Linked DNA regions of Mus musculus: region 1 is linked to region 2. A link is a loop called in an ENCODE intact Hi-C map of the cell type or tissue named here. Cell type or tissue: heart. All regions are shown on one strand.

Region 1 (8,000 bases), 200 kb after region 2:
CTCAAACCCAGAGAAGAAACAGTGTAAAATACATTGTAAAATTATGTCCTAATAACTAATCGACTAGTATCTAAGCTTTCTAAATGTATTCACTGTTAATCATGATTATTATGTCATTTTTCCTACATGAGCCTAATGCTGCTCTAAACCAGTGGTTTTCAACGGTGGCTGACATTATCAGGGCCCCTGAGTCAAAGCTGATTTGTTTCTGTTAAGACATTAGATACAAATGCAGTTTGATAAACCATGGTCTCTTTTAAGTCAACTATCTCTAATAATTTCAAAACTTGTGGCTGAAGAGATGGCTCAGTGGTTAAGAGCACTGACTGCTCTTCTAGAGGTTCTGAGTTCAAATCCCAGCAACCACATGGTGGCTCCCAAACATCTGTAATGGTATCCAACGCCCTCTTCTGGTGTGTCTGAAGACAGTTACGGTGTACTCACATACATAAAATAAGTAAATAGATCTTTATTTTTAAAAAAAAGAATTTCAAAACTGTAAAATAATGTGTATTTCATTAAAGTTTCCGTGTAGCAAATAGGGCTACTTCATGCAAATACATTATTTCATATTGACTTGTAAGATATTAGTTAGAGCAATCTTGCTTCAGCCTCTAGAGTAGATTAACTTCAGCTATATCATTATGCACTTTTTAAATTTCCAAATTTTAAATAAAATCTCTCAGTAATTTTTAAAAGTAAGAAGGAGATCCAATCCAAAGGTTTGAGGACAGTTGTTATAATCAGAAAGTCTTACCTGGCATGATGGCGCACACCTTTAATCTTAGCATTTAGGAGACAAAGGCAGGCAGATCTCTGTGAGTTCAAGCTCGACCTGGTCTATATAGTTAATGAGTTCCAGGGCAACCAGAGATACATAGTGAGATCCTGTCTCAAAAAAAAAAATGTTCTCGTTATGTGTACTAGGGGATAGCACGCAGGCCCTTCTACATGCTAGGCAAGAACTAAGGAACATCTTGGTTAAATTCTAAATTAAAAACTAATAAATGTTGTTTGGTATTCCACAAAAAAGAGAACTACATTATTGTCATCTTCAAGAATCAATAAACTCTTACTTTGAAGCATCCTTTTATAGTTCAGGCTTGAGTTCATGTGACTTGGGCTCAAATAGCACTACCGCTGTGTAGCAACTTAGTTAAGCTAAAAGGGAAAGGGAATGGAAAGAAAACCCATGATAAAATCAAGCACCACTGTTTTGAAAGACTGCAAGGATGGGCTTTTATTTCATTAAATGTCCCGCCTAGCTGGAAGGTTCTTAATGACAATCTGGAACACAGAGTCATTCGAAACAAGGGCTGCAGACAAATTATATAACCACTAGAGCTGAAGGAAAGAACGTACCAGGGAAGGGACGCCCCAAAGCTAAGCACATGCAATCTCAGGCACAGCGATCTCATGTCTCTCACCTTCCCTTCTTCCTTCTGCTCTGGACTCAAGCGAGAGCCTGCAGCACTGGGACAGAGTGGGAGCCACACTTAATGGTTAATCCCTTTGAAAGAGCTGGATATGGGAAAGATATTAGTAATTTCTCTTAAATAACTCCTATACAGGTATTGTTTTTAATTGAACTAACTTTCATTTGTAAACAGGTCTCTGTCATAAAGAAAACTGTCATTGTCTCATGCACACACTTGCTACCATTGTACCCTGTACACACTTGCTGTCATTGTACCCTGTACACAGTTGCTGCCATTGTACCATGTACACTTACTGCTTTCCAAACGTGAGACTTCTAGAGACCTGAGAGCAGATTGAAATAGATTTACATTATGGTTCATAACAGTAGCAAAATTACAGTTATGAAGTAGCAGCGAAAATAATTTTATGGTTGGGGGCCACCATAACACAAGGAACTGTATGGAAGGGCTTAAGAAGGTTGAGAACCACGAGTTTAAAGGCTGCTGATAAGCATGATGAGCCCCTAGTTGAGTCACTGGTGGCGAGAGCACAGACAGGTGGCTTAATCAGCTGAGAAAGAAAGTAGGAGTGGCAGTGAACACAGTGGCCAGAGAACACTCAGGGATCAGAGTGAGGCTGTCATGCATGCCTCCCACCAGGAATGAAAGTCTGTCCAGTTAAGAAATAAAATAAAGGGCCTGGAGGTGCCACTCAGTCCCTAGGGCTGTTTTGACAATTACTGTGCTGTACTTCTGAGATGGAGCTATTGCTGACTAAGAAGAAAAGGGTAGCACCTGAGCCCAACACGTCCCTGTTAGGCATGGTTTCTGGTTATGGTTAGTCTTCTACTTGTCCACAACTGTGATGTAATAGGAGCCATTTGATTGGCAGACACGGAGAGTTAGGTAAAATCAATCTAGACTAATGTAGAAGACAGTTCAAATCCCCTTTGCCTGTTTCATAAAAGAATAGCACACATACCAAAGCACATATGTTATCTACAAAGTCTTAATGAAAATATGGTGTTTGTGGAAAGAGAAACTCTGAAAGACATGATCGGAGCCCTCATCAGAGCCCAGCAGTGGTCTGCTTTGTTGCCCTGGATGCTGGTCTTCTGGAACTCCACACTCTCTGTCTCTCCTAAACCCCATCAGGAGAGTCTAGTGTGGTAAGCCTTGCCATTTCTGGGCCTACCTCTGGCCTCGCTATAACCACTCCAAGCCTCTCCCATGCAAGATCTTAGGTTGGTAGAAACCCAGATGGGCCCTTAACTAGTTACTTTTCTCATTGCCATGAAACATACCCGACAAACAAACTTAGAAAAGAAGCCCTGATTAGGGAAAGCTGGCTGGTCAAATTAGATCCACAGTCAAACAGAAAGCTGTCCTCATCTAACTTGGTCTGGGACTCCCCAGTCCCAAAAAAAAAAAAAAAAAAAAAAAGGATTTCCCATATTCCAGGTGGTCTTCCCTTCCCATGAAATCTTTTTGGACACTGGTTCATAGATATGCCCAGAAGTGTGTTTCCATAGCGATCCAAAACCTAGTCAAGTTTAGCAGTAGTTACCTCTGGTGCAAGGTCGAACAGTCTTCTGAGGGGGAAGTGAGGATGATTACAGGAAAGACAGAAAAGAAGAAGCAGAGACCAAATTCCTGTCAATACTGTGGCAGTCTCAGGTTTTTCTTAGGCCTTATATACTTTATAGTATCGTGGGAAACAAAGCCAGAAGCTAACAGAAATAATTTGCTCTCCCAAATGCCTCTGTTCCTTCCACCAAGGTCAACAGAATCTTCAGCCCCTCACCTTGAGCCTCACACGAACCTCCTCTTATCACTCCATGGCTCAGCAGTCAGGAAATCTGTCAACCTGCCTTGACACTTGTGTCTCTGTCTCTGTGTCTGTCTCTTTGTCTCTGTCTCTGTCTGTCTGTCTCTTTGTCTCTGTCTCTCTCTGTCTGTCTCTGTCTCTGTCTGTCTCTCTCCCCCACTTTAGAGAGGCAGCAAAACAGCTCCTGACAACCTCCTCCCATTTACCTATTTACTTTGGACAGGGACATAGCCCAGTCTGGACCCCATACAAGGACACTGGCAGAGGGAACTCACTTGAACTGTTTCCCACACACCATGATTATTCCCAGAAGGAAGAGCCTCCATTTCTTTTGCTCAAAGATGTTGTCCCTACGTTATGTTTCCCCAAGATAGCCTTTCTTGCTCGATAAATTAATTAATTAAAAGCTCTACGGGATACGGGCTTCCCAACAGTCCCTGCAGTAAATCTCTAGGCTTGCTACTAACAGCAGAAATGTATCTCCCCCACCCCACCCCACCCCCACTTCTGGAATCCAGAAGTCCCAAGTCAAGTGTTAGCAGTATCATGCTCCCTCTGGTGGCTCTTGGTGACTTCAGTCTTTTCCCTGCCTTCTGCAGGTAAATGGCCATCTGGTCACCCTTGACTTGTGACTGTCCCCTCCAATCCCTGATTTTTGACCTTTCTTCCTTCTGCCTGCTGCCCAAGGCCTTTTTTTTCTAGACACCAGTCATTCGATTCAGACAGGACCCATACTAATGTAATATTGTATTGTTTCCAACTGGTTCATGTTTAATCATCTTATTTCCATGGTGATGTATGCCTAGAATTTGGGAAGCCAGAGTCAGAAGGATTGCCCAAGTCCAAGGCCAGCTTCATCTACATGATGTCTGAATTTACTAAGCCATGTTTATATAGGAAGAATTTGCCTTTTAAAAAAAGTTTTCCATATAAAATAACATTCTGAGGTTCCATTCTGAATTTTGGGGGGAGACACTATTCAGCTCAATATAGAGAACAATGCTTTTCAGGAAACATTTGCCCCTGTTTATGCTCTCCCCGATGGACTCATGCAATTCCATCTTCCTTTCCTCAACCAGTGTCTTAGTCAGGGTTCCCTAAAGAAACGTACAAGCAGACAGAGACAGAGACAGAGACAGAGGCAGAGGCACAGGCACAGGCACAGGCACAGGTACAGGGAGACACACACATACACACACACTGGCAACAAGATAAACTTAAACTTGCCAGAAAAATTGAAGATGAACAGGCAAAACGCAAAAGCTTCCTTCTTCCTTTTATCTATCTGCCACCAGGAGGGGCTGCACACATTTAGGATGATGGCTCTCCCCTCTTCAAAAAAATGAGATCACAACTAGCCCTCATAGAAGTGTTTTGGTTCCTTTCAGATCCAGCCACATTGTCAACCAAATCAACCATCCTCTCTAGCACAATGAGCATGGTGCTGTCCCTAGACTGTCGACTATCTGCTCAGCCTGAGTCTAGAAGCTGGTAAAAGAGAATCAGTTGCAGAAAACAAATATTTGGAAAGGAAGTCATTCCCCTCAACAGAAGAGCAGTTCCAAGAGGGAAGAGAACTGTGTGGTTCACTGATGTGTGCTCTGACTCAAAGACAACAAAGGCAGGATAGCAAGTGTTCTTCAGCAGACAGATCAAGTACTCTGGGAACGACTCTGAATTCAAGTCTTTGAAATCGTTAGTCTTGGTTAAAACCATAAAATCACCATTGTTCCACATTCTGTGCTGCTGAGATCTGATATAAAACGTTGCCAAAGCTCCTGCAAATACTGCAGTAGTGTTTCTGTGGTGTAACTCCTGAACGCTGCCATTGTAATGGGTAAGGAAACGGATGTGGCTGTGTTCCAATGAAAACCCACTCTACAAAACCATGGAGCAAGCTGGACTTGGACCAACGCCATCTTTTGCCAACTCTTTCTCTAAACAAATGCTATCCCGTACAAGTCCTTTTCTCTTCTCTCTTTGCCATCATCCTTTACTGTCCCCGGCCACCAGAACATCAGGAAGAATGTCACTTTTTCTTGTCAAGGATGTATGGAGACTACACCTGCATCTGCATGGAGAATACAGTTTGGTATTTGTTGACCGGGGGGGGGGGGGGGCGGGGGATTAGCCCACATGATCTGTAGAGTATGTGCCTCTGAAAATGCATGGAGCCTGAACAAAGCAATGCAGAAGATATGTGAAGGAAGAGGCAGCCATAGGACCACACACTGAAGACTGACAGGGCCACAGTGTGCAACTCCTTCCTGAGAGAAATACACATATACACTCTACTCTATGAAAGCTACAGTGGGGTCATTACCCAGCAAAGCTGGGCCACCCAGAATTCTGGGGGCCTAACTTTTGCTCCAGTGTGTCTAGAAGACAGGACAATAAGCCAAAGATTTAATCTTGTACCTGAAAGTTTAATGTTTTCCTTGTTTAGTCTTGGGTACAAATGGTGCTTATGAATTATTCTTCTTTCCTATGCCTCCCTCTCAGAATGGAAAGAAGGTTTTCCTGTGCCTGTCCCCATTGTTTTATTTGAGAATCAAATTGCTTGACTTATTTTACAGATCTACAGCCAACCAGGAATTTGCCTTGAGATTCGCTTATGTTTGTTTTCCATGATATGAAGACCCTTGACCTTGGCTCTGAGGTGATGCTTGAGTTTGGGACTGTCGGTATGGAGGTCCATTCGTGAAAATGAAACCATGGAGAGAACTAGGGGTGGGATGTAATGGCCAGAATGTTTGTGTCTCCCCGAGTTCTTATGCTGGAATTCTAACTCCATGGCAATTAAGAGGAAGGGCTTTGGGGAGGTTAGATCATGAGGAAAGAACACTCATAAATGAGATTACTGCTCGGAAAGGATGGCCAGTGGAGTTCAGTTAATCCTTGCCCTGATGAGAAAACAGTAAGAAGTTTGAAGTTCTTCATCTTGCCGAGTGGGGATTAGATACTCGTAGTAAGTCATGGTTGTTAATTGGAGCTTTATAAATCCCAGCCTTCATAGAGCATTTAGTTTGTTTAACATGGAGGAAACCTGAGATATTTTAGAGAGAAAAATTACCTGTAAATATGACATAGTTTAAATAAAGTAATAAGCATATAGCTTGGTAAGCATACAGTCAATGGTTCTTACTGTGTGACAGCTACTAAGCTAGATGCTGGGCTTACAACCACCAATGAGGGAGGGATGGTCCGTGCCCTGGCAGAGCTCAGGACCTTATGGTGGAGGCAGACAGGATGCAAATCTGTAGCAAAGGTCAGAGTGATGGTGTGAATACAAATAAGAAGAGGAAATGCCCTGACACAGAAGGCAAGAGAATATGCTCCCTGAGTTGCCTTCAAGGTATTTTCTTTAGAATGTATGTAATTATAAATTCTTCATTGTCTTACTCTATATATGTGTAGACATACGACCTTTCTCGTGACCTGGGGGACATCTCTTTTAAATGTAATCCTCAAGGGAGATGGCTCCCTTCTCTTCTTGTTTCCTTGGTACCACCGGGCCCTAATTACTCAACGGCACCTCTGTCTCCATCTGCCTTCTGTCAGGAAGCTAGCTTGTTTTTCCTTTAGCTCAAGCCATTTAGGTTAATGCAGGTGGTTCAAGCGAGTTACCACGAGAATTTAGGATAAGCTTTATGCTCATCCTAAAGGTGTGACCAAGGATGCTTGCCAAGCTCTCTCAATCGAGAGCCAGTTGTTTAGTTTTGGAGTATGTGAGCCATGAATTGAGTCTTCTCAGCTATACAATGTCACCCTGCACTTGTAATCTCTTACGTGGCTTGCCTGTAAGATCTGTCGATGTTAGTACGATACTTTTACACTAATATGACTTCTTTCAACTCTGTGAAAAGGATTTTGGAGGACTGGCCAGAGATTTTTGTTTTCTCTTAAACTTCCCCAACAAGAAGAATACGATTCCCCAAGTACAATTTTAGAAAGGAAGTCTGGGACAAACATTCTGGGAAGTTATCACATAGTATTTGGTAAATAAAGTGTGCCTGCCTTAGCCTAGATGTTCCATTCCTGCTATTTATCCCAGAGAAATTATCCTTCAGAAAACCATTATTGGTTGATCCCTGTGGTGGTGTTTAATGGAATCAAGCTGGGAGGCCATTATTAGGAATGTAACAAGAACAAAAGGTAACAATGGCTGGTGTATGTTATACTCTAGAATGCAGAATACAGAACCAGTTAAATAGATGTATATAGTAAAACATAGGTGTATGTCAAGATAGCATGAGATTTGAAGCTCTGAATAAGTTTATATCAAAATACCATGTATATAAATAAAAATATGGACATGGAACCCATGTAAAAGAAAAATGTTTGAAACTCATAAGAGGCATTCAGTTGTACTGCATCAACTTAGGGACTTTATACCTCAACAGCAGTGTGCTGGCAAACCCAGAGACCTGAGTTCAATCCCCAGGATTCTCACAATAGAAGAGGACAACTGACGCTTGAAAGTTGTCCTCTGTCTTCCACATGCATTCCACACATAGGCATACACATGTATGCATTCCACATGCATGCATACATGTGATAAATAAATATTAAAATACAACATGCAGTATGAGAGAAAAAAATCCTTGCCAGCTCTGCTGCCAACAGAGGAGCTGTATCCGTGACATGTCAAGCACTTAAATTTTGCTAGGCAGTAGTGGCTCACCCCTTTAATCCCAGCACTCAGGAAGAGGGGGCAGGTGGACCTTTGGGAGTTTGAGACCAGTCTGGTCTAC
Region 2 (8,000 bases):
AAAGGAGTTGAGCTTTAGCACCTAAGCACATAACAGATCGCCAAGACACCACAGCACTACAGATGCTGCCCATTACAGTTTTTTGAACATGGTAGAAAGGGGAGGTGGGCAGGGGTCTTCAGAGTATAGACAGATTCCCACGGGTGGGGGTTGCTCATGAATCTTCATCTCTGTGGCACGGGACCATTTGGATTTAAGTTGTGTGGTTAAATATTAATATAAGGCAAATTACCGGTCCTCTCAGTCTTAAGCCTGGAATTCCCTGCCCAATACAGTGAGAGGAATGTCACGAAGGCTTAGGAACCAGCAGCACAGTCACTGACAAGTGGCTAATATTGAGAAGACTTTAGGACGGCCAGTCTGTGATGGTGGGGATGGGGACAATGATATAAGTGGGGTGTGGGCCTTGCATGGCTGCTGGATGTCGTTCTGTCTGTGAAGAAGGGCCTATGTGAACATATCTCAGAGAGGTGGGTGGGATCTCACCTCCTGTCACTCAGCATTCATGAGGGAGGTGAGGGGATGCCGGTCCGAGAGCCCCCTTTAACTAATGAATTTACCGCTTCTCACAGATCCTGGGCATGTTTGATTTACCTTCTTAGAGTCTCCCACCATCCAGGAGTTGAATGGAAATTTGAGAGGATACTTGGCAAAATGGAAACTTGTGAATATGAGGGCTATTCACCATCATTCAGACAACTTGTCTTTCGATAAATCACAGAGGAAAGCACGGCCTACCTCAGAGGCAGATGGCGGAACAGTAGGAAGCAGGGCTCCGGCTGTCACCAGCTGTGCACCTGACAGAAGCCTCATCTATCACCCCCGAGATGAAATGTGAAAACAAGCCCTCACACCCAGGGTTTGAGACGATCGGACCAAATTAGTAAAAGGGCCTCATAAATATTAAGACCGTTGTAAACTATAAGATTATCTCCGTTAGGACAGGGGACCTAAATCCTGTAAATTTTAGAGTTGTTTGTTTGTTTGTCTGTTTGTTTGTTTTGAGATAGGGTCTCGTGGGCTAGCCTTGTCCTCTCTGTGTGAGCCTGGCTTCCTTGAACCCCTGTTCTATAACCTAATGCTGGGATGACAGGTGTGTATGGCAATGTCTGACTTAGCCTCTTTCTGTTACCGTTGGTTTTGTGTTGTTGTTGTTTGTGATGCCGTGCTGCTCTACAGTCCAAGGTGAGCTTTGGACTATCTTCATGCTTCTATCTCTTGACTGCGGGTATTATAGGTGTGAGCTGCCACGCATTGCTGTCTTTCACTGCAATCATATATGTCGTGCGCACACACAGACAGACAGACACATACACCCTAAACCCATGCACTCTAGTTTTATAATACATTTCAGTGAAGTAATTCAGTGATGTAATTTATAGATGAAAACTGCAATGATAGAGAGGCAGCCTCAAATCCATGTGTTTCCTACCCAGGCAAAGCTTCTGTACACTTCCAGAGGGCATCTTCAGCAGTGTCTACTGACTTCTACCCATACTGGCCTCCTAGGTCACACCTATGCCATCCGTACACCGAGTTTTGCTGGCCTAAAAGTTGGGCACACTAAGAATTCATAGACACCAGTGGCTTCAACCCCAGATACGTATTAAACTCATCCAAGATCACAAGCTCTAGGGGTGGGGCCCAGCATCCTTTGTGTTTCTTAAAGCATTCTAAGTGACTCTCAGGTATAGCTGGGGATTAGAACAATTTGCTTTAAACATAGGGAACTGGAGTGAAGGTGATGTGTTTAGAATCTACTGTAGTTTTAGTCTATGATGGAAGTTCCCACAGGGGAGGACAACAAAGGAGTAATTCATTCTCGCCACCACGGCTATCTGGTGTCACTGAACTCTCTAGTTAGCTAGTGGCCAATTTTCAAGTAAATGGCATTGTTCTATTTGAGGAAAGGAAATCAATGAATCTAATGACAATCAAAGGTCACTGGGAATAAGACCCTTTGGTAACTCTGAATCAATCTCCACAGGTAGCTACATGGTTGGAAAGGAACACAATTGCCTTCAGAGGGTAAGTGATTGCGTTTTATGCTAATTCCTGATTATTAAAAAAATTCATTTCAAAATTTAAAGTAAGCCAATGCCAAACCCTTAGCACTGTGATGCTACAAATAAAACACACAAGCTGCTATCTTTCCAAGTCTGTGTCTGTTCAAAATAGAAGACACTCAGAAACAAACCCCGATCACCAGTCTTCATAGCCATCTGAACGTGGCATTCTTATGAAGGCACAGTTGTAGAGTGTGTGCATCCAACTGATGGGTCTAGGCACACGCACCCAGAAGGAGGAGATACAAAGCACTTTACAGCCACCCGCGTCTGTGCAGCCTGTGCCATTCCATGTAGCTGTCATCGTTTCCCGAAATTACACTCCGTGGCTGCGTATTTCTTATTTATTGGCATTTAAATTGATGGCCTACCTATTTACTTTTGACAGTCATGTTTCTAATAGGCCCACATGATTTAAAGTAGACTACTGTATTTTATGCCATTGACATCCAGTTCAACAAACAAGGGCCAAAGCCAAGCGTGCTTTTAATTCTGAGATTTCTGTTTTTATCTTTTCTTAAGAAAATAAAATAAAATAAAAGTCCTTCACAATCATTAAAGATGAAAAGAACATTTTTTTTTTCTGGCTAGAAGATGATGACGATGAAGAAGAGAGAAACTAAGAAAAAAAGAAAAAGATAAAAAGAGTCACCACGTAGTGCTCTTGGTCCCCAAGGATGCTGCAAACCCCTGCAGGTTCCATCAATGTGCCTTCTTCAGAACCGTATTTGTTAAATATCAAGACATTGGATCTGCCCAACCCCGGACTTTACCTCATACAATTCATTCTTGCAAATTCTCCCTTCCTCCTCCTCCTCATGCAAGGTGAGCAAGGTGAGGGATAAAACCTTAATGTAACAAAGGAGAGCCGGATGTGTGGGATATGAGGCTGAATAAAAATGGCTGAAAAGCAAGCGAGGCTGGAGGGCGGCCACACCCAGTGCTAATATGGACCGTTTCTAAACAGATCTGTTAGACCCGAGGGCAGCCGCCACGGCTTTGTTTCTCCCCTCCATTTATTTCACTGAAAGCCATTGTTAATAAATAAATGATCTAGATTATTCCAATGACAGTCACAATAACAAGACTATTTCAAAGCGAACCACCCTAATAAGTGGCTACGCCATCATAGTCTCAGGATTTAGAGAGCTGGTCTGCATTTCCAGTTTCCTTTGTGTAATCACAAATAACAAGCCTGAAATGGGTGTGTCCCTCTCTCCTAAGGATGCCCTCTCAGTTAATGGCTCTGATCTCAACCTTTGGGCAGAAATAAATGCACTGGGATGCAGAAAAAAAAATAAGGAAGCACTTTAGCTCCTCAGCTGAGAGATTAAACAAGTCCTGAATGATCAGGCCAGAAAAACTCCCGGAGGAGGCAAATGATGCATTATTTACAATACCACAATACACAAGAAAACAAAGGGGTGAATTGGGAGGGGATAAAGGCAGGGCGGAGGGAGGGGAGGGGGCAAATATCATTCGTGTCGATTTTGCAAGAACAGGTTTACTCCCCCCCGCAGAAAGCTCCTGGGTTTAAGTAAAGCATGCATGGTCCCACAGGTGAAATGATGCACAATGGCCGTGTCCAGATCGCGGTTCCGCGTGCGCCGCAGGCATGCACTACCGAAATAAAGAGAATACCCTGACTTTTCCAGTTGCTCCACACACAGTCCATCTTGGTGGAATCGGCAGTGGCCTGCATGGTGCGGGCTTGGCGGGCTCGCCGTGGCTCTCCTCCAGGCGCTGAGCTTGCACTCCGCGTCGCTGCCCGGCTGCGGCGGCGGTGGGCTCTGGTGGCCTCGCGGCTGCAGACTGAAGCGGCCCCGGGCGCGCGCGCAAGGGGCGGGCGGGCACGAGCGCCGCAGAGCGCGACAGCGAATCAGCGCGGTCCCGGAGCCGCCGGCGCGCGCGCGTGGATGCTGCTGCGGCTGCTCTATGCGACCGCGGCGGGCGCGGGCTGGGCAGCCTTGGGAGAGCTGTCCCTGGGATGGTAGAGCAGGCGACGAGGCGCGCGCACAGGCTAGGTATGGGGATGGGGGCGGAAGAACGGGAGAAGAGAGGAAGGAAAGGAACGCCCGCGTGGAGATGGCAGCTAAGGAGACCAGGGCTATTCCTAACCAGCATGGTGCATATTCTAGAAATTTCTTAGAAACATGAAACCTGTTGTCCAGGACGTGTGACGGTACAGATGCCAAGCTTACTGCATAATGCCCACTAGTCCTCACTGTTAGCTCGCCTCTGCTGTCCCCAATTCTAAAAATGTTGGTCACAGATTGCTGCCTGAGTCTCCAAAGGAGTGGCAAATCCTTTTTCTAGTTTGGAATATTCCACAGTTATCTAAAACCTTGTGAAGAAGATTGTGGCTACCATCCTGCCATTGTCCAAACTACAGTCACTGGGTGGAATCTTACTGTAATCCCAAAGGACTACAATTCTCTACTGTTTGTAGGATGAATGAATAAATATTAGAAGATGGGACTTGTAAGTTCCAGGTTGAAGCCTGTAGGTGTTGCCATGTCACATAGATGGGGTCACTGGTGATTGGCAGGGGATCAGTGTGGGGGACATTTAAGTAGAACTCATAGCAGCAAAGGGTTTCCTGTCAACACGGTTACCCTTTGGGACTGATCACAGTAGGGGAGGGGGCTGGAGATATGTATAATTTACAGATAAGGTTGATTTCTAAGAATAGCTAGCCAGAGATTTCAGGAGTCCCAGTCCAAATGTATGTGTAGAAGGAAGAGAATGCCGGGTGGTGGCTAACTGTGACACTGCATGCTTCCATAGCAAATTCTTTATCAGGATATACAAAGATCTTGGGAAAGTGGATAGGACAGAGCTAGGTTTTGATGAGGAAAGGATAAGATAGCACTGGATAGGAATGGAATGTGGGCTCTGTTTGGAATGGGGGGGGTCCATGCAGAGACAAGACAAGCATGAAGGTAGGATGCTCTGCCTTGTGGGCCACAGAACAATATCAAAGGAAGAGTTCTTAGACACCAAGGCTACCTGTCCTGTTCTGTCTTCCTGTGACACCGTCTTTTGACACTGTCATTGAGCACTTTTCTCCCCCTCCTGGAGGAGTGGAGCCATCTAGATGCCTCTGCAGTTTTCCAAGGGAGTCTAGTCAGACTCAAATTTACATTCGCATACCCTGTATTGGCAAAGGCTTAAGTTGGTTGTGCTTGTAGACACAGTTTCTTCTTCATTTTTAGGAGGAGATGGTCTTTACAATGTCATCTTTGGAATCATGCAAATTCTTCTCAGACTGCAAGGTTCCAAAGCGACCAGCTGGGCCCCTCTGTCTACCATTGTATGGTAGCATCTGAAGTCACGCCCGAGGAAGCTCAATCATTTTGGGTGAAATGGATGATTTGACATTGCTGGGCAGCTGACCTCTCCTACCAGGGATGAGTATGGGGCTTCTACAGAGCCGAGAGGGAGCACATTATGACAAAGCACTTTTCAGAGTCACCTCTAGAGGTGTAGAGGCCTTGTTCTGCATCTCCACCTTCATCCCATTTCTTTCTTCATTCCACAGCCAGTCAATACTGGGAATTCAGTCAGCGGGTTAACTGAAAAGTCTGGTAAGTGTCCATGAGTGTGCATCAGTACCAATGTCTCCTTGTCTGATGTAGACTCAGAGTGCAGAGGGCTGGACAGGAGTTGCCAGGAGTCTGTTGCTGCCCCTGCCACTCCTCAGGCTTTGGAGCCTGGGCCACTACGAGGCACTGCCAGTTCAACAATGGCCTGAGGATTCTAGGTGAAGGTGGCAGCAGGTCCTTCCCTTCAGCAGAGGGACAACAGAGAAATAGCCAAGTTCTCGGTGCTTTCTCACATTCCCAGCAGGTCTGTGTATTGCTAATCAGACCGAATAGTGTGCACTGCTAATCTCAGCAGGAACGACAAGCTCAGCACATCCCTGGAGAGAACAGCAGTCACCGGCAAGCACTTTCTCAACTAGAGGATGTGTCATGTCAGAACCCTTGGGCCGCACTTTTTTTTTTATTGACCACAAACCTGACTTAGAAATGTTGGTTTAGCTGAATGACCGCCACATTTTTCTGAATCACGCTAAGTCTGAAGACAGCAGTTTGATGGAACGTAAAAAGTAAGGTTGTCTGGTTGTTGCAGGTTAGCAAAGTAAGGCTCTGTTACTTGTGGTACAAGAAGTGAGAGGCTTCAGATCAAGACACAGGAAATAGAGAAACAGAAACAGACTTATGGGGAAGGGGATATCTCTCGACTCAGAGTCTCTGACCCACAAATTCTTTAGATCCACATGTACTGCATGTCAGCATTGGGCATCTCTGGACTCCTGAGGTACACACAAAGTTCTAGCTTTACGTATTGGCCACTATGGAGTAAGACTTTACTTCCCACAAACATGGCCAGTGAATACTTTCTTTGCTTGCATCCACAAAGAATTGATGGGCAGCTCTTGCCAAGTTTGAAGCAGTAAAACGGGTACAAAAGATATGTAAATTTCCCTACGAGGTGAAAGCACACAGGGAAGCAGAGAAAGCTGGTTAGGAGCCGGCAGGAACTGCCACAGCCTTCAAGCTTCAAGCGAGGAACAGAAGGGCTTTTTCCACAGCCAGCTCAGAACTCTCGGTTAGGTGCCTGCCAGGAAAGGAAGCGATTTCTTTAGTTTTCAAGATGAAGTCATGCGTTACGTAGTCTGTTTTGAAGAAAAGCAAAATAGTCAAATTCTGTAATCTCATCCCAGATTCAGATAAATGCTGGGGGCTGATGTGTCCACAGTGCACACTGTGTGGTGTCTGTCTTCAATGTTCCAGAATTTTACTGCTGAAAAAAATAGTACCACCTACACGGATGTATTTATTCAACAAATATTTATCTGAGCACTTACGGCATGGTCAGCACTGCTCTAGACACAGAACAGAGCTCCCAACTCTCAAAATTCCCTGTGCTCTGGCATGGATAAGGACAGATGATAACGCAATGTTAAATACACAACAGACTCTTGTAGACAAATGTATCAGAAAATAAAGTGGAGAGAGGATGGGATGGCGGATGTCTGCTGTGTCCTAAGGAGAATCAGGAAGGGCCTGTCTACTAAGGGAAAGTTGGAGCAGACACTTCTAGGATAGGACAAGGCCCTGTTGCCTTCAAACCCCAGAACTCAGGAATCTGAGGCACGAGCGTGTAGGGCCAGCTGGGGCCACATATCAAGAGCTTGTTTCAGGAAAAATGGGAAGGACAAACAAAAGAAAAGGAGGAGAGGGAGAGAGGGGAAAGGGAGGGAGGGAGGGAGGGAGGAAAGCAAAAGAGCAGAAGAGATGATTAAGATGTAGGAGAAGGATATTCAGAAATGAGGTTCCGTGCCAGGATGAATAACTGTCAGCCCATATCAAGCATTCTCCTAGAACATCTTGATTTTTTTTTAATGCTGTGCAAAATGTTGCAATTGGAAGTAAAGGCACAGAAGTAAAAATAGACTTCATTATGATCAAAGAACACTAAGGGTTTGGCTCTATGCTATATAGAATAAGAAAATTTAAAGAGACCTCCACTATGATCTTTAACTGCTGTAAAAAGGCAGTGCATGGATTGTTACTATGGAAACTGAGGTAACGACTAGCACTTGGAATTCAGGAAACTTGTTTTCATGTGTTCTGGGTTACATCATCTCTGGGGAGCAAAGGACATTACCTTGATTTCTGGATCCATTCTTTCATCCATTCATTTGATCTACAGATATTTGCAGAGGTCATCCTAAGCATGTGTTTCTAACTACAAGGGAGCTACTCACTGGGGGCTGTGAAGTCAGAGGCTGTCAGATAAGCTGTCTGAAGAGGAGTGGATACACAGGCCACAGTGGGGAGGAGCTTTCAAGACAGACAGACATCTGAATGTAGGTGACAACTGAGTTGAGTACTGGGAAGAACTAGCATTACCACTTTGAATGAT

What was found. A loop is a pair of places that touch in the nucleus more often than their neighbours do. Peaks named below come from ENCODE experiments on the same cell type or tissue, not always from the same donor. Only the 100,000 strongest peaks of a DNase experiment are listed, where the experiment ranks them.
Region 1: it touches region 2 in a loop (2.3-fold over the local background); 2 of 42 quality-filtered maps call a loop at or near these places.

Annotation. Positions count from the first base shown.
Region 1 is chr12:72,428,602-72,436,601 of GRCm38, forward strand. It overlaps Gm33487 (a long non-coding RNA gene), which reads right to left and starts at 3,717. Exons shown (of 3, transcript XR_381676.2): 1 at 1,077-3,717. It also overlaps a transcript of Lrrc9 not described here. In heart, a CTCF peak has its summit at 3,813 (motif pointing left); no DNase peak of the experiment used is centred here.
Region 2 is chr12:72,232,822-72,240,821 of GRCm38, forward strand. All of the region lies in intron 3 of Rtn1 (reticulon 1), which reads right to left. Among named protein-coding and RNA genes, the nearest start is that of Gm52013, 23 kb to the right of the region's middle. In heart, no CTCF peak of the experiment used is centred here; DNase peaks (open chromatin) are centred at 3,960 and 6,580; H3K4me3 peaks cover 1,184 bases; H3K27ac peaks cover 694 bases; H3K27me3 peaks cover 4,198 bases.